Regions from separate parts of the Homo sapiens genome. Here regions 1, 2, 3, 5 and 6 are each linked to region 4. A link is a contact called in ENCODE Hi-C or POLR2A ChIA-PET data. All regions are on one chromosome and are shown on one strand. Each heading gives the region's core, a stretch centred on a gene start or an enhancer-like site at or near the end of the contact. The rest is flanking DNA. Distances are from core to core; before and after follow the strand shown. Region 1 has its middle 110 kb from the start of LINC02242. Region 2 has its middle 31 kb from the start of LINC02242. Region 3 has its middle 83 kb from the start of TILRLS. Region 4 overlaps PIK3R1 (phosphoinositide-3-kinase regulatory subunit 1). Region 5 holds the start of TILRLS (TCL1A interacting lncRNA, retroperitoneal liposarcoma associated). Region 6 has its middle 68 kb from the start of LINC02997.

Region 1 (2,700 bases), core at 80-2,579, 720 kb before region 4:
GTGAAAACAGGACCATGTGGGTGGTTACTCTAGATGATTTATTCAGGCCTAAGTTGGAGGGGATTGAGCATAACCAATTTTTACTGAGCTTTCTTCACCTTCAAGCATCACTGTACCAGATTACCTGAAATGACTTCCAACAGTACTCTGAACTCACATCTCCACATAACTCTGGCATATTCAGAAATTTAATTTTCTGAACTTTTTTTGTCCAAACAGAAAGAAACGACATGTGATAACTGAAACTGGTTGAGGACTAGGAAACAGAACATTATCAAATGTTTGGTATTGATCTATTCATGCAGATGATCTTGTTTAGGATCATCAATTTATAATCCTGTAACCAAATTGATCATTCTAATAATCACAATAAATACATTGCAGAGAGAGAGAGAGAGAGAGAGACAGAAATATATTACTAAATACTTTTAATAACTCTCAAGACAAAAAGGATAAGATAATTAACCTTTTACAGTAAAACTTGACATTTTGAAAGACTGCATTCCAAACTTAGGACTTTGACTTTTTTCTGTAAGAGTTCAAAGCTCATAAATATATTTCATTCTATGGCAGGTACTAAGTATTTCCCTTGGTTATATATTACATGGAAAAACTTTTCCTAAACCTAAATGTATACACCAGTCTTCTTATGTTTCAGAAATACTGGCAGAGGAAATATGTTTTTAATTTTTTTGAGTGTTCCCAGGAGGCTAAGACCCTTTGACTTCTCATTTCCAATTCCTTGGAAAGAGAAATTGAAGTCAATTCTTTCCAGGAACGAAGGCAGTCTATTTTTAGCCTTCACTGATTAAGACTGTGCTATCTAAGTAGAAATGAATTTGAACTGCCTGTACCTTTTACTCCCGAACAGTACTTATGGGGTTTCCATGATACCAACAGGGTATGTTCTCGAATCTATGCTTGCACAGTAAATTGCCCTTATTTGAGTTCACTGAGGAACACTGTTGGGTCAAGTTAGGTCAAGTTAGGTCAATTTTTCTTTGAATTGTGCTTTTATTTTGTGCTTTTCAAAGGAAATTCAGTTAAAATCAAATCTTCATAAAAATTTCATTTTTCTAAGGTAGATGATGAAATTTGTTCAACTAATAAGGGATCAGATAGATAAGAAAATTTGTTAAGGCGAAAAAGAGAAAACCAGGAAATTATAATTTATGTGGGTAAAGCAAAAAAAAAAAAAAAGCCAGCATCATGACAGTGGCAGATGAGATGCAGGAAGCGAGAAATTATAAATATGGAGGATGGATGCTGCACCATTAAATGGAAGGAGAGGAACAGTGAGGCTCAAATGCAGAGCTTTGTGCAAGTGGGAAATGAAGGGGCAGGAGGCAGACGGAGAGCTCCTTGGAGGAAAGGATTGAAAGTGAAACCATAAACGTACCAGAAATGAGAGGCAGAGAAAGTACCATTATTAAAATAGTGATGTTGCCAGAATTAGAGACTTGGAAGAATAAAAATTATCTGTTTGTAAATTCAGAACTATGTTTGGCCATTTATGCCCATGATTTTAGGAGAAATATAAAGGAGAAACAGCTGTTGTGTAGATTTAAATGACAAAATAGAATTATAGGGAATGAGAAGACCCCAGGAAGGCAAATTATAGGCAATGAGAAGACCCTAGTGAAAAAGACTGCTGCTTTTTCTCCTCCTTGATAGAGGTAGATAGTATTTGAGAAGGGAGAGCAACTTTAGGGGAGCGTAGCCGAGTCAGCAGGAGAAAGGCAGGTAATAGCCAAGGTACTTAGAACAGTACCTGGATTTTCCACATCTGTTGGCTACCTCAAATCTTATTTCTTCCTTTTCTCCTGAGACCCAAAATGCTCTCTCCCTCTCTGCAGGTTCCTTAAACAATGACAACTTTAAAAGACTCCAGATCGCTTTGAAAAAACTTGAAAGCCATCCAGGGTGCACTGTAGGCCTTTGTAGACACCCCATGTGGAGCTAGTCTGAAAACTCTATAGTTTTTCTGTTTGGATTATGTCCTGGGGATGAGCTGCAGGGCCAGCACACACACACACACACACACACACACACACACACACACACACACACACACTCACTTAAAAATTAAAAATGAGCCAGCCCTAACCCATGTGTACTCAGAAGTAAAAAGGTAAGCTCTTTTTGCTGTGAGCTCTTGTAGCCATTGGCCTTGGTATTCATCACTCTGTACCCTGCCTGGCCGTGCTGTGAGCAGAAGGCAGAGGACATAGAGATCAGCTGAATAACTCACTCTTTGCTTCTTAAATGTCAGTTTATAACCCACTGCTTCAGTGGATTTACTGTTTGGATAGAAATTTAACCCACCATGGCTTCACTGGGAATATATTAGAAAGATTCATAGACTCAACCAATTTTGCCTAATTTTTCTCTAGGACTATTAAAATATCATTATCAATTATCTATAGCCAATCTCTAGAGGGAGTTATATTGAAATGACTTTAATAATAACCAATGGGTATAAGCAGCTACTTTTAGAGGATGGGCAGCTTTTATAAAGCTGAATTTAATATTGTATTTTCCCAGGAACAAAGTGGTTAAGAATTGAAGAACTGTGTAAGAGTCATCTGGAGTCACTGGTTTCTTGGAAAGAAATAATCCAAAGTCTTAAGATAATATGAAAATGCAAGAACTTTGAAGGAAAAGATAAATTCACATGCAGAATCAAATTCTAAGAAAAGC
Region 2 (2,700 bases), core at 200-2,699, 580 kb before region 4:
TCTAGTAACATTTTAACATTCTGTGAAAGTCAGGGGAACATGATATGCCAACCAGAGGGAGAGAGCATTATCAAGCACTCAGTAACAAATCTGTGGATCTGTCAACCAAAATGTTAGTAAGATGCTTCTTTTGCCAAGATCCTTAAGATTAATGGGGAAAATCTGAATTATACAAACACCATAGCTTTAATAACTATGAGAGAAAAGTCTCTGAGAGATTATTACGAATATAGAAACACTTCAAGTCCTACAAATGCATATACATTATACTAACAAGGAAAAGCCTGGATATAGAACTAAAGAGGGTCATTTCACTCTCTCTCCTCTCTCTCTCTCTTTCTCTGTCTTTCATACATTCTCTAAAGCAATAAAAGGTTGTCAGATCAACCAATAAACCTCTAAAACTCCAAAATATGTCTGAAATCACAAAATAATATTCTTTGCATGATGAAATGTACTCTGTCTCTGATTACATAGACCTCAATGTGAGAGTGCCTTGGCCTCTATTATTTAAAGAATACTATGGAAACAAAAACTTTAATACAGTAAATCTGCGGTTGTAAACTGCTATCACATAAATTAAGTCTGGTTTATCAATAGTTTTTGGCCTCAGATATCTATTTTATTAATATTCTGAACAATCTGAATCCCTAGAAACACTGGACTTCCAGGCCTATGTGGGGCATACGCTCATCTTTTCAGCCCTCTCCTTCATGCCACTCTCTTACCACTTCATTTAGGGATTTGAATTAGCAACTCTAGAAACAAATATAAAAATAGCAGTGAGGCAATTAATAAATACAGGCTGGGAGAGGTCAAGAATAAATTATGTTGCTGAATAGCTAACCTTAAAGATATCACTAATAAAAGTAAACTAAAACCTTGCTGTTTGAGGGTTTTTTATGTAAAACAACTAATTTGACCAATTAGCTATACATGTGGTTATAAATTAGGCAATATATTCAGCTAAAGAAAAGCAAGGCCCTCTAGATACCCATGTTGTAGAAGCTGTCACTTAATGACATAAATAAGCTCTACGCCAAACAGAAAATGCAATCATAATTAGTGGTTTTTTTCTAAGTAAAAAAATGCAATAGTCAAAACACTCATAAACAATTATAGACAAGTTCCTTAAAGTTCTGAGATTATTAGCTGGGGCTTATTAACCACAAATACTCAACAAACAGTCACTTGGTAATTATGCTAGGAACACTCTTGTTAACTTAGAACCAATTCTAAGAACTGATGGTGAAAACCAACACAATTAAAATGAAACTAGAGAGCTGTACTGAGGGGGATGAACTCAGGAAACCCAAGCTCTGTTGGATTGTGGAGACTTGAGAGAATCCATGGGGTTAGAACATTCAAAGTAGTCACTTTTGACAGCCTGAGTACAGTTAAGCCATTGGTGTTGTGTGTTGCGGAGGTGGCATCAGGTTTCTGGCAAGCTGCACTGGAATGAAGGAAGCAATACCTCATGACATTTGCCACACCATATGGCAGGTGGAGGTTTTGCAGAATGCCATGCAGTGTCACCTCATCACAGGAACTGTTCTAGTGAGTGTTACTTGATACATGTAGCTTGCGAAGGAGTTCAAATTCCTGTAGATGATTACATTATCCAGAGGAAAAGACAAGGGCTGAGATAACCTGAGAATTCTGGAGGAGCCAAGCCAAGAAAGAAATTCTGTATACAGTGAGAATAAACTAGAAATTAGAGGACCAGCAAAAGTCAGGGGAACAATACTCAATGGATCAATATTTACTGAGCTTTGAATAAAGTGACTAAGGATGTGGGATCTAGGTCAGACTGGTAATTAATGTTACTTCCATTTCTATTGCAATTTTCTCCAAAAAATAAGCATAATTGCTATTTATTATGTACTTATTGTGTGCTAGGTACTGCGCTTTATGCTTTTCCTGCTTTAGGATGCTTAATGAACATTTGCTGACTGAAGGGATGAGTTAATTCTTCCAGCCACCCTGCAAGGATTACAGATGAGAAGTTAAGCATCTTGTTCAAGCTGTGCTACTAACAGACAAAAGAAATAAAATAAAATCTAAGTCTGCCTCACTCCAAATCCCACGAATTTTCTACTGTTGCTTTGGGCATAGCGTTGATAAATGAGCAAAGTTACAAGTCACCAATAACCACTCAACGAGTAGTATCAGAGTAGAATAAGAAAGAGAATGGCTGAAAGAAGTGCAGCAAGAAGAGTCTGAACAATATCTGGGGACATGGAAATGATATGAGGGGCAGTGACTTTGATAGATGGAAGCTTAGAAAGTGAGAATGCTGGACTTGGATTAGGTACTCACCTTCTGATCGCAGACATTAAGAATCTGCTTGTCATGAGGCATGATTTCTTGTAGGATGTAGGCTCAATATCTCTGAATGGTGCTCTCTATAGAATGTTCTATTTCTGGGGCTGGGAAGGTTGGGGGGAATGAATGAAAAGATTGTGCAATATGCGTGCGGTCTCAGATGCAGGTCTTTCTTGACTCTGAATGCTCACATGGTTGTGGCTCCCAAAGTCTGGGGTCTCATTAAAGTATTCTCTCACTTTATGCACATAATGAGTTCACAGGAGGAGGGATTCAAGCAGCCAGCATTTTTCATCTCCTTATCTATCTCTGTGGACTTTCATCTGTAACCAACTATGGGACTTGTAAGCTGGGACGGTGGGGACCCATCTGACA
Region 3 (2,700 bases), core at 120-2,619, 900 kb before region 4:
TTAGGAATTTTTGTTAAGTAAATTTTAGCTGCTCTTGTCATGAAAAAGTAACAATGTGAGATGTCAGATAAGTTAATTTGTGTCACTATAGTAACTATTATCTGTATGTATCCCACAACATCATGTTATAAACCTCAAATATACTCAAAAAAATTTACTTAAGAAAGAAGTTGTGAATTTAATTCTTCTCTCCATCCAGTTCCTCTTTTTCTTTTATTTATTTTTTATTTTTCTCTTTCCTTTCTTCAGGGCTGCATGCTCCTTCTCTTTCCTTCTGCCCAGCCCCTTACACACACTAGACCAAGAGAACTGATTTAATTGCTTTGGGCTGGGACCCAGGCATTCTCATTGCTAACTCCCCCCTAGATGATTATGAAATGCATGTCTATTTGAGATATACTGATTTATCATCTTAAAAAAATACTTTATTTTTGAAACAGGCTTATTTCAACACCTAGATTTGCTATATGCAATTAAATTCATAATATTGATTCTTGTTGATGATAACCAACATCTCACATGTAACAAAGCTGATCCTATTCCACACCGCTGCAGAATGTAGCATCCTTGTCACCTGGACTCCTAGGTGAAAGCCTCCCAGCTGGACTCCTTCCCCACAGCCCCTCCTCACACCATGGCCAGTTCTCTAGGTTCTGGAGAACCTGTGGCGCTGGTATCACTGGGAGCTTGAGACGCAGAATTCTAGGCCTTGTCCCAGATCTAGTGAACTCAAATCTGCATTTTAACAAGGGCCCTACCTTCACATTTCTGGGGCAATATTTTAAAACACAGTTCTTTCCAGTGACTCTCTGGGTACCCCCTGTGTTGTGCTCCTTATTTTGTGTGTCTGGAGTCCAGCTCAGGGCTCCCGTGTCTGCTGAGGACAATGGAGGGAGGGACCTGCTTTCCTTCCCAACACTTTGCCCGAATCATTCTGCGGTTTTCAGTCTGCCAGATGGTGGCATGACTTCCTTCATCGTATGAAACTGTGCACCGGTGGGTGGAAATTTTTCCCTGAAGAAGTGAAATTCTGACTAAATTAATTTGCTTTTGGGTCTGCACTGATTTCTGAACATCAGGATAGGTAGCAGGGGTCAGCATGGTCCTGAAATTCTCATTTAGGTTGCCTCGATGGGTATCGCGGCTTGTGTTCCCCATGGAGCACCTTGCATTCTGGGTGTCAGCCTTCTGCTCACAGATGGCCTCTTCAGCACAGCGCTCCGGCCGTGACGGGCCTCTGTTGCTCCTTTCTAGAATATCTTCTTGACAGCCCAGGTTTCATAAATGTCCTCATCGATGAATGGAAGTATCTGTATTCAAAAATGAACATGCCAAAGGCAGCTCGGACTATTTTTCCCCCTGCAGCTTCCTGTCATTTGTGGTGTTCTCTTCATAAACCGCAGGGCTCGGCAGTAACGAGCGGCTGTTTACAGAGCCCTGGCTGTAATTAAGTCAAATTGGGTCTGCTCTCTGAGTATGGTGAGGAAATATACTGACATCCATTATGTACAAGCTGGATGGGGGAAAAACACAATTCTTGTCGGTTTTGATACATGTTCAAGCTGGAGGACATGTGAAGGAAGAAAAACTTTTGTGGATCAAAATAATGTGTTATGTTAGAAGCAGAGCTGCCAAGGAGCTCCTGGCATTGAGGTCAGGAAGAGAAGGGAGGAAAGGCCAGCTATCTAATACTTTCCGTGTGAATGTCCCAGAAATATCTCATCCTAAAAGTTGATATTGCCCTGGATTCTACCCTGATCACTCTTTATCACATAACTCTGTTTTTCTTTTTCATAGAATTGATCACAATCTGAAGTAATCATATTGATTTATTTGGTTACTTACTTATTGTTTGTCTTCTCCTCTAGAAAATTGAAGCTACATGAGAATAGAGACCTTACGTTTCGTGCTGTTGCTATACTTAATGCTTGGTATGGTGACTAGAAAATACTAGGAGCTGTATTAGTTTTCTGTGGCTGCCATAACAAATTACTAAAAACTAGGTGGCCGGAAACAACAGAGATTTGCTCTCTTGCAGTTCAGGAGGCCAGAAGTCCAAAATCAAGGTGCTGGCAGGGTTGGTTCCTTCTGGAGACTCCGAGGCACAATCTGTTCCAGGCCTCCCTTCTAGTCTCTGGTGGTTGCTGCCAATCCATGGGGTTAAATCCTTGGCCTGTAGCTGTATCACTCCAATCTCTGCCTCCACCATCATGTGGCTTATTCCCTGTATGTATCTCTGTGTGTCATCTCCTTTTCTTATAATGACATCAGTCATTGGATTTAGAATCTACCCTACTCCAGTATGACTTCATCTTAACTTAATAATTACATTTGTAAAGACCCTCTATCCAATCAGGTCATATTCTGAGGTTTGAGGTAAACACTATTCAATGCACTATAGATGCTCAACAAACATTTGTTGAATAAATGAGCCATATGAAGTTTCCTGTGAGCTTCGGGGTTTAAGCTCAAGGGCAAATGGAGGACAAAAAAAGGAAGAGGCTACTTTTGGTTCTAAATAATCTAGAGGGCAGCTCAACCTTGTTTGCTGAGTGCAAAAATCCCATTGTTCTCAGAAATACTCTAGTAGGAAGACATTGGGGAGCAGACATTGTTCTTTAACTATGGGAAGGTCGGTGGATTTCTAAGCAGAAGCAGCTATAATGTTAGCAAGGCTCTTGGACTAATCTACTCATGTAT
Region 4 (2,700 bases), core at 70-2,569:
GGCACTGAACGTTTGTAAGCCGTTCACTAACACTTACAGGAAGGGCATAAAAGGGTGCTCAAGTCAGTCTGTAGGTGGTGGGGGCGGGGTGGAAAGAGGGGATTCCTGTAGGCCTGGATGAATCAGCCACTGATTTCTGATGGTAGCCCCAGCTGCAAAAAAGTAGGAAGCTTTTTTTATGGACAGAACTACAACTCCTTTCTTTCAAGTTTTTCAGCCTTTTCACACTTTTCCATTCTTCAGACTTTGCAAGTTTTTAAACAAAATGTTTGTATTTCCCCAAAGGAAATCACACAGTTGACTGCATTATGAGAGGGAAAGGAGCAAACTCTGTCTCATCTGAGGAGGGGCTCAGATCAGGAGTTGTGTAGGGCCCTCACCCGGTTGGGGGTGGTGGAGCCTTGGCTGTGTGCAGGAGTGACTGTTCTTGGAGATGTTCTGGTTGGATCATGAGTTTGGGCTTGGAAAGCACTGCCTCAAGTTCATCAGCAGGAATGAGGTAGAATTCACTACTTGCTGTCTTAAGACCTTTCTGTCTGCCAAGTGTTTGAGCAATCCCTCACATCTCCCCCTTGAACTAAAGAGCAACAACTGGTCAAGAGCCCAGCAGGGATGAAAAAGGTTGGCCCCTTGCATCCTTCATCTGCTGTTTAGACTAAGGGCCGCATTGTAGACCACTCTCGGCCATGCTGTCCTGAACCCGAGGATCAGCAGAATTACAGGCCCAATTTCAGGCAGACGTGAGCTTGCATCTGATGACAGGCAAGTACCTACATGTGTCTTTCATTACTCCGCTGCCTTAGGAGATGCTGTTTAAGTTGGCAGATATGCTTATTTGAAAGCAAAGCTTGTTGCTGGTGAGATTACTGAATTTACAAAAAAAAAAAAGTGGGGGGATCAGATGCCAAGGGAGAGGGAAGGGAGTGTGTAGCATTTAAAAGTGTGGTGAAGCCATCAAGTTAACAAGAAAAAGTAGAATAAAATGTGGTTCCAATTTGTTGTACTGGGCTCAAGATGATAATATTGCAATAGTAAACTGTAGGGATGTGTGCGTGCAAATGTGATTACATGTGTGCTTGCTTTCTGAATTTCAAAATTGTAGAAGTTATTAGAAGTTCTAATTTTAGTTCCCAATTTAATTTACTCTGATAGTAAATTAGTAATTTTCAAGGGATTTACTGATAATCAGAACAAAGATTTGCAATTTCTAGGACAGATCCCCAATTTTGGGGGTGGGAAGGAGCTACTTTGTATTTCCCTGAAACCTTGAGTTACTGGGGCCGAACATGTAGGGCAGATATTGAATGACCAATCCTAATGCTCTTAGCAACTTTGCTAAGTAAAACCCCGCTGCCATCCAGTGGCAATTGGCTATACGGCATGGTAGCTGTAAAATATGCCCTTTTCTGCCTTTTCTCCCTCAGATTCCACCTTTCTCAGATGCTCCCAGTTTTTTTTCCCAGATGGCACCTGACACAGTACTTGACAGGAAAAATTGACTTTATGTCTGGCTTAGGTAATTCAGGGCAAGTGTGCATTTATTTACCTTGTCTCTTCTCCTAGCAATACTAATTTTTATCTACGTTGCATTTTTATTTTCTCCCCAGATTTGTCATAACACACATACTTTTTCCTTGAATATTTTTGTTACCTTAGCTAAAGAATTAATGCATTGTGGTATTTCTGCTTGTCATAGTTTTACTTTAGAGTAGATTTCGCTTATATCTTTGTATTTATGCTTTGAGCTGTGGTTTACCAATTTCCTAGCATGTTTCATGACACTTATCCTACATTTCAGACAAGGATTTATGTGTCCCATAGGATTCAAGCTGGACTTGGAGAAAGAGCCAGCTAGCAAATGGAATTATTCTGACTTGTGAAAGGTTCCAGCCTTTTAAAACTAGGCTCTGAGAAATAAAAAAACAAATATTCTTGGGAAGAAACTGGGTTTGTGAGTACTTGGCTAGAAATTTTAGGAAAGGAAAGAACATTTCCTCTGGCCTCGGGAGCACATTCAATGTGAAATATTGCTGCCTTTAAAAGAGCCAAACTTAAATTTCTATTTGGATCATTTACTTGACTTAAAAATAAAGGGATCTATTTTTTTTTAAGGTTCAGAACCCTATTTTAAATAAAATGACATTCTAGTAAGTCAGGCAAGATGCCCCCAACATGAGCTATTAATTAAAAACAGCCGGAACTTCTGGAGGTGTTAGCAAGTATCTACTATGAGCTTGGGGATTGGCGAAATCTGGTACAAGTTAGTTCCAGCTGCGCACATTTGCCTTATTACAGTTCTTTATGATAAATTAAATGCATGCTTCATACATCCTTTGGTGTAGTCATATTCTCTCAGCACTTGACTAAGCAGGTGGAAAGCTTATTTAGTCATAGGATGACTGAAAACAATGAACTATAAACCCATGTATATCCACTCCAAGAAAAGAGCTAATAAATGTCATGTTTTTTATTTTCCCGTGGACCCCCTTTTTTTTTTTTTTTTTGTATTTTATAACCTTTCCAGAATCTTGAGTGATTTTTAAATGTTTGCCCTTTGGTCATAAATGCAGCAAGTAAATGTGAGTCTGCACACTCGAATGTTGTATAAATCAGTTGACCAGTCAGTGTTGGAGCAAACTTCTCAGGATTGCTCTGTGAACTCCCTGTTCTCTGGCAGTTGCCAAATACAAAGATAAACCA
Region 5 (2,700 bases), core at 101-2,600, 980 kb before region 4:
AAAAATAAAAATTCAGCCAAGCATGGTATGTATGCCTGTGGTTTCAACTACTTGGGAGGTTGAGATGGGAAGATCACCTGAGCCCAGGAGGTTGAGGTTGCAGTGTGACATGATCACACCACTGCACTCCAGCCTGGGCGACAGAGTGCGATCCTGTCTCAAAATAAATAAATAAATAAATAAATAAATAAATAAATAAAGCACTGTTTTTATTCTTTAATTCAGATGTTACTGAAAATCTACTATGTTCCAGGAAGGGTGTAAGGCAGTATGGACACAAGGATAAAGCATGGTCTTTGTTCTCAAGAATCACCTAGTGCAGCAGGCCCCACCAGCACACAATTATGTAGTAGCATATTGGTAGCCACTGGTGTTCACTATGCTTGCATAAGCTTGAACTTGAAGGATGACTAGATGTGGGGGAGCCAGGACGAAGGTCATTTTGGGCTGAGAGAGAAATATGTGCAAAGGCCCGGATGAGGGAGAAATTATGGAATGACCAGGAATTTGAAAGAAATTCATTGTCACTTGAGGGGGAGTGTGAGTCGTATAAGATAACGCAGTGGTATGTCTGCAGGTATGCTTGTTAAACATTTACCAGCATATCCCTGAAGATGAGGTTTGGAAGGTGGACAAAAAACCAGATCATGAAGATGTTGCATGTCATGCTCAGGAGGCTGAGTTTTATCCTGAAAGCCATGGAGAGCTATTGGACCATTTAGGGTAGAGGCACGCTCAGATTTAGGTTTAGAAAGATAACTCAGAGAATGGACAAGATTGGCATCAGGGAGACAAACTGACAGGCAGCTGCGGTGGTCAGGCCAGAGCTATTGAGGGTGGTGGCATTGGGGTGGAGGCAAAACATTCAAGAGATGCTAAGGGTGTATCATCAACAGGGCCCAGTGGCCAAGTTGGATATGCATGGTGATAAAGGGGGAGACCTGGTCTTTTCTGGCTTGGGCAACTGTGGGGATAGCAGACACATGCCTCAAGTTAGAGGATATGGAAAGATAAGCAGGCTATGGGCATGAGGATTATGAGGAGCTCTGTCTAAACTTGTTTTATCTCATATTTGGCATTTACTATATTTTTTGTTGTATTTTGTTACTCATCCTTTTAGGTGGACTCTGATCCTTCTGAGGTCCTGGATCAGATTAACCAACGTGGGTATGCCCCGCACCTTTCACTCATTACCACCCCTCAAAAGGTCACTTTGCCAAACATGAGTACATGGCCCCCACGCTAAGCCTGTGAGCAGCTGCAAGCCATATCATCTGCACAGTTGAGCACGGCAGGAACTTTGAACCAGGACCCAATTTCACCCTGAGGATGTGCTTCTCCTCTGAGGGGAGCAAAGCCCCTGGCTTGACCTGGCTCCCTTCTGGGAGGGAGGACCACGTCTCAATTTGACAGCAGGAGGCTGTAGGTCAGTGGGGTGATGACCTGGCCCTGGGAGACCTGCTCTTTCTCTCAGCAGAACCCCATAAATCCTTCAAAAGGAAGTAAGTAATTCCCTCGGGATCAAGAGAGCCCTCCGCATTCTTGAAATAAATGAAGGCAAAATGTACAGGGATTTCTGAGAAAAGTAAATGTGGTGTGAGCATGATCCCTGGGTGTTACTATGCACAGAAAAGGCTTTTTTTTTTTTTTTTTCCCCTCTCCTGAATGGTGTTCTTTGCTCTCAAGTGAACTCATGCACTGGATTTGGTCCAAGTACATTTTGTTTCTTGATTTCCAGCCAGGCTTCTCTCAGTTGTGATGCATTCTCTTCTTTGCTTCCCTCCTTCCCCAGTCCTGTTCTCTCTTTTTATAATGCTTTCAACTTTTCCATGTGACTGAACCAACACAGAGGAAAACCCACCAGCTTAGGTAGGGCTTCCACAAGAGTGGGGCCAGAGGGACTTCTTTGTGAACGGCCAGCCCCTCACGCAGCCCCGGCCTGCACGGCGAGGTTTGTCTGAGGCAGCTGAAGCAGAAAGCATTTGAACTCTGCCCTCTACCAAATGATTTCCAGATGTGTAAACCCCAGCCTCCCGCTGCACTCTGACTGTAGCCCTGCCAACGTACATCTGCAGATTCCTAGTGCACAGGAAACTTGAAAGAGTATCTTTACAACATCTGCTGTCTTTTCCCAGCTCTCCCTCTCTGCCTTCTCGGACTTTGCCCCGTATTTTATATCCTCTCTTCAACAAATCCATTAGAGAACTGCTGCACAGCCCTTCTTGGCTCACAGATGCCAGCTGTCTGTTTCACCCCAGAGCCTGTTCTTGGCTCTCTCAAGCACCACTAGAATCATTGACCGAAGCACCACTAGAATCATTAAAGAAGCTTATTGGGCTCATGGAGGGGAAAAAAAGGACCAAGTTTTCTCCATTGGATTGGTGCCAGTCTACAAGCTGCAAAGGGAGATTTAGCCATAAGGAGGTCAGAGCAGAGCCCTAAAGATGGAAACACGAGTTTGCATGGAGAGTTTGCCTGCTATACCTGAGAGAAGGTGAGGTCTGCTTATAGGGGGAACTTTTTTCCATGGACATTCAGTTTCTTGGAACAAACAAGGCAGGCTTCTGTAAAATGGGAAGTATTGATGTACAGAATGAGTTCCTTGCCTTCCCCTTCCCTAGGGCATGCTACCCATCAAGCTAAGAGGCCAGAAGAAGATCTTTTTATAATGTAACTCAAAGGAGGGGAGAAAAGAGCCAG
Region 6 (2,700 bases), core at 194-2,693, 530 kb before region 4:
TTATTTCTGAGGGCTCTGTTCTGTTCCATTGATCTATATCTCTGTTTTGGTACCAGTACCATGCTGTTTTGGTTACTGTAGCCTTGTAGTATAGTTTGAAGTCAGGTAGTGTGATGCCTCCAGCTTTGTTCTTTTGGCTTAGGATTGACTTGGCAATGCAGGGTCTTTTTTGGTTCCATGTGAACTTTAAGGTAGTTTTTTCCAATTCTGTGAAGAAAGTCATTGGTAGCTTGATGGGGATAGCATTGAATCTATAAATTACCTTGGGCAGTATGGCCATTTTCACGATATTGATTCTTCCTACCCATGAGCATGGAATGTTCTTCCATTTGTTTGTATCCTCTTTTATTTCATTGAGCAGTGGTTTATAGTTCTCCTTGAAGAGGTCCTTCGCATCCCTTGTAAGTTGGATTCCTAATTTTTCCTAATATTTCTTTAACTACAGTTTGTAAAGCCCTTGGTCTGTCACTGGCACCTTTTTTTTTTTCACTTTATTCAGATTAACCAAAAGATAATGATTCTTTTTTTAACTAATGGTCCTGGATTATCTCTGTCAGTTGGCTGATGAGCTGAGGATGTGAAAAACACTATCCATTAGAATCTGGCTGGTGTCCCCAACAGAACAAAGGTCAGCTCCTGTAATGGAGAGCACATATTGCCATGAGTGATGCTTTCTACCCAGTCTAATCCAATTCCTCCCAGTGGTCAGGCACGTAGAAATCTCCAAAGCTCAGAAGAATCAAAATACTTGTAAAATTCATCTGAGTCAAAGTGACTTGTTCACCAAATGCACAATTTTTCAGTTAAGAGCATTTTTATAAAATGACCCTTCCTTCTAAACTATTTTCAAGCCACAAACTACAGCCTTTTTGTAAAGAAATTAAAATACGCCATCAGAAATTTGAGAAAATACACTCAAAAGCCACTGTCCTTCAAATGTCTGTGATCCCTTTTAAATCTTTGTTAAAGTACATGTCTAAACAGCCTCTATTAAAATAGCGCTCAACAATTCTAATTGCTTTATAATTGTAGAGAAACCACTAACAGCATGCATGTGTTTTCTTTACCAGAGAAGCACACCAGAGTTCAAGAATATAAAATTCTGAGACAAGGGATGTGTGGTAAAAGGAGACTGTGCTTGGGCTTTGTATTATACAGCTCTGCATCATTTCATTTCCAACTAGCACTGCCAGATCTTAGGGTAGAGAATCAAAGCCTTGTTCCCTCATTAGGACAGGCTTCACTGATTGTTTAATGATGCTTTTATTTTTCTTTTATTATCTTTTGCTTCTTTTCATAAAAGATCTTATAGTTTACTGGATTTTAGCAGAAATCCCAGCAATATTATTGTTTCATTTTTCAATATTAAAGAAGATTGCTGCATAAGAAAAGTCATCTCCTGAGATTTGAGTCCTGCTGCCAGTGCCAGTGCCTCTTCACTGAAACATTCATGTTTTCATTTCTGAAACAGCAGCAAATGCTGCGATAAAAATATTCTTCTTCCTTCAGTGGCTGGCAAAAATTTGCCAAGGCAGCTACGAGCTGAGACAAAGTTTTGAAAAGGAAAAGAACATTCAAGAGCCCAAGCATTCTTGAATTTTAATTCTTTGTCAAACGCAAAGTTTCAGAGCAAATAGAAACACCTCCTTAAGGTGTAATTAAGCATTTTCATGGACTTTAATTATCACTTATATCCTGAGGAAGGATAGGGGAGCATGTTTGCAGTTGTACACACTTTCTTTTACCGTCCACAGAACATTATAATCACAACTTAATGATTTAAGGGACACATTAAATCATTAAGAGGGACACATTTGCAATAGAACTGTCTATGTAAAAAATACTGGAGTCTCTGAAATAGCCCTAGCATCTTTAAAATCTATCAAGTAGGCTGGCGCAGTGGCTCATGCCTGTAATCGCAGCACTTTGGGAAGCTGAGGAGCGAGGATCACCTGAGGTTGGGAGTTCGACACCAGCCTGACCAACATGGAGAAACCCCATCTCTACTAAAAGTGCAAAATTAGCCTGGTGCAGTGGTGCACGCCTGTAATCCCGCTACTTGGGAGGCTGAGGCAGGAGAATCGCTTGAACCTGGGAGGTGGAGGTTGTCGTGAGCCAAGATAGTGCCATTGCACTCCAGCCTGGGCAACAAGAGTGAAACTCTGTCTGAAAAAAAAAAAATCTATCAAATAATCAGTGGGAATTTACTACGTGCCCTGAGCCATGCTCATCTCTGTTGATGAAAACATATAATCCTTTGTCCCTGAAGGAAGTGAGGAAACATGACACATATTAAAAATAAGAGAATAATGACAAGTCAAAGAGTCAAAGAGCTGTGTACCCAGAGAGCATTGTTCTGACCCAACTTACTTTTCTTGAATTAGACCCTGGATAGATGCCAGAAGTCTGCTTTGAGAGATTTCTGAGAAACAGCTTGAGTGTAATTCACTACAGTATTTCTTATACAGTTGTTAGAAATCATTTGCCTCAAATAAACAATCTAAAAATCACAGAAATAACAAACAAGGAGATGTTGTGAGATACAGATAAAATTGCTGAGGTTAAAGAAAAGTGAGGATACTCAAGGAAGTTTTCTTGGAAGAGATAAGGCTTGAGCAGTGCCTTTAAAAAAATTAGGTAAGTTACAACCATAAAAAGGGCAGGAGAGGAGTCAAGACTGAAAACATAGTCATTTATACA

The links. Hi-C counts contacts between places; a loop is a spot of excess contacts on that map. ChIA-PET counts read pairs that join two places held with the same protein, here RNA polymerase II (POLR2A). Pooled maps may share reads with other maps.
Region 1: a map of IMR-90 shows a loop between it and region 4 (2.8-fold over the local background). The contact joins two enhancer-like sites. A Hi-C loop is called at or near these places in 4 of 168 maps with a recorded cell type or tissue (IMR-90, cardiac septum, posterior vena cava and 1 more), 1 of 37 single-sample maps with no recorded cell type and 4 of 50 pooled maps.
Region 2: a map of left cardiac atrium shows a loop between it and region 4 (4-fold over the local background). The contact joins two enhancer-like sites. A Hi-C loop is called at or near these places in 1 of 168 maps with a recorded cell type or tissue (left cardiac atrium) and 4 of 50 pooled maps. POLR2A ChIA-PET finds 5 or more read pairs at or near these places in 1 of 52 experiments (MCF 10A).
Region 3: a loop to region 4 is called in a map of CD8-positive, alpha-beta T cell, with 2.8 times the contacts of the local background. The contact joins two enhancer-like sites. A Hi-C loop is called at or near these places in 1 of 168 maps with a recorded cell type or tissue (CD8-positive, alpha-beta T cell), 1 of 37 single-sample maps with no recorded cell type and 2 of 50 pooled maps.
Region 5: a map of transverse colon shows a loop between it and region 4 (4-fold over the local background). The contact joins the promoter of TILRLS here to the enhancer-like site in region 4. A Hi-C loop is called at or near these places in 4 of 168 maps with a recorded cell type or tissue (DLD1, IMR-90, endothelial cell of hepatic sinusoid and 1 more) and 9 of 50 pooled maps. POLR2A ChIA-PET finds 5 or more read pairs at or near these places in 2 of 52 experiments (A549 and MCF 10A).
Region 6: a pooled map shows a loop between it and region 4 (2.6-fold over the local background). The contact joins two enhancer-like sites. A Hi-C loop is called at or near these places in 2 of 168 maps with a recorded cell type or tissue (endothelial cell of umbilical vein and naive thymus-derived CD4-positive, alpha-beta T cell) and 3 of 50 pooled maps. POLR2A ChIA-PET finds 5 or more read pairs at or near these places in 1 of 52 experiments (A673).

Annotation. Positions count from the first base shown.
Region 1 is chr5:67,536,287-67,538,986 of GRCh38, forward strand. No RefSeq gene overlaps it. Among named protein-coding and RNA genes, the nearest start is that of LINC02242, 110 kb to the right of the region's middle. Within about 2 kb of position 1,330, at least 4 of the 41 ENCODE cell types and tissues checked have a DNase peak (open chromatin) inside an H3K27ac peak, as active enhancers do.
Region 2 is chr5:67,676,327-67,679,026 of GRCh38, forward strand. No RefSeq gene overlaps it. Among named protein-coding and RNA genes, the nearest start is that of LINC02242, 31 kb to the left of the region's middle. Within about 2 kb of position 1,450, at least 2 of the 41 ENCODE cell types and tissues checked have a DNase peak (open chromatin) inside an H3K27ac peak, as active enhancers do.
Region 3 is chr5:67,349,467-67,352,166 of GRCh38, forward strand. No RefSeq gene overlaps it. Among named protein-coding and RNA genes, the nearest start is that of TILRLS, 83 kb to the left of the region's middle. Within about 2 kb of position 1,370, at least 3 of the 41 ENCODE cell types and tissues checked have a DNase peak (open chromatin) inside an H3K27ac peak, as active enhancers do.
Region 4 is chr5:68,251,497-68,254,196 of GRCh38, forward strand. All of the region lies in intron 2 of PIK3R1 (phosphoinositide-3-kinase regulatory subunit 1), which reads left to right. Among named protein-coding and RNA genes, the nearest start is that of PIK3R1, 37 kb to the left of the region's middle. Within about 2 kb of position 1,320, at least 28 of the 41 ENCODE cell types and tissues checked have a DNase peak (open chromatin) inside an H3K27ac peak, as active enhancers do; they include transverse colon, where a contact is called at or near this core.
Region 5 is chr5:67,266,672-67,269,371 of GRCh38, forward strand. TILRLS (TCL1A interacting lncRNA, retroperitoneal liposarcoma associated) reads left to right here and starts at 1,351. Exons shown (of 3, transcript NR_186086.1): 1 at 1,351-1,502; 2 at 2,622-2,700.
Region 6 is chr5:67,723,453-67,726,152 of GRCh38, forward strand. No RefSeq gene overlaps it. Among named protein-coding and RNA genes, the nearest start is that of LINC02997, 68 kb to the right of the region's middle. Within about 2 kb of position 1,444, at least 2 of the 41 ENCODE cell types and tissues checked have a DNase peak (open chromatin) inside an H3K27ac peak, as active enhancers do.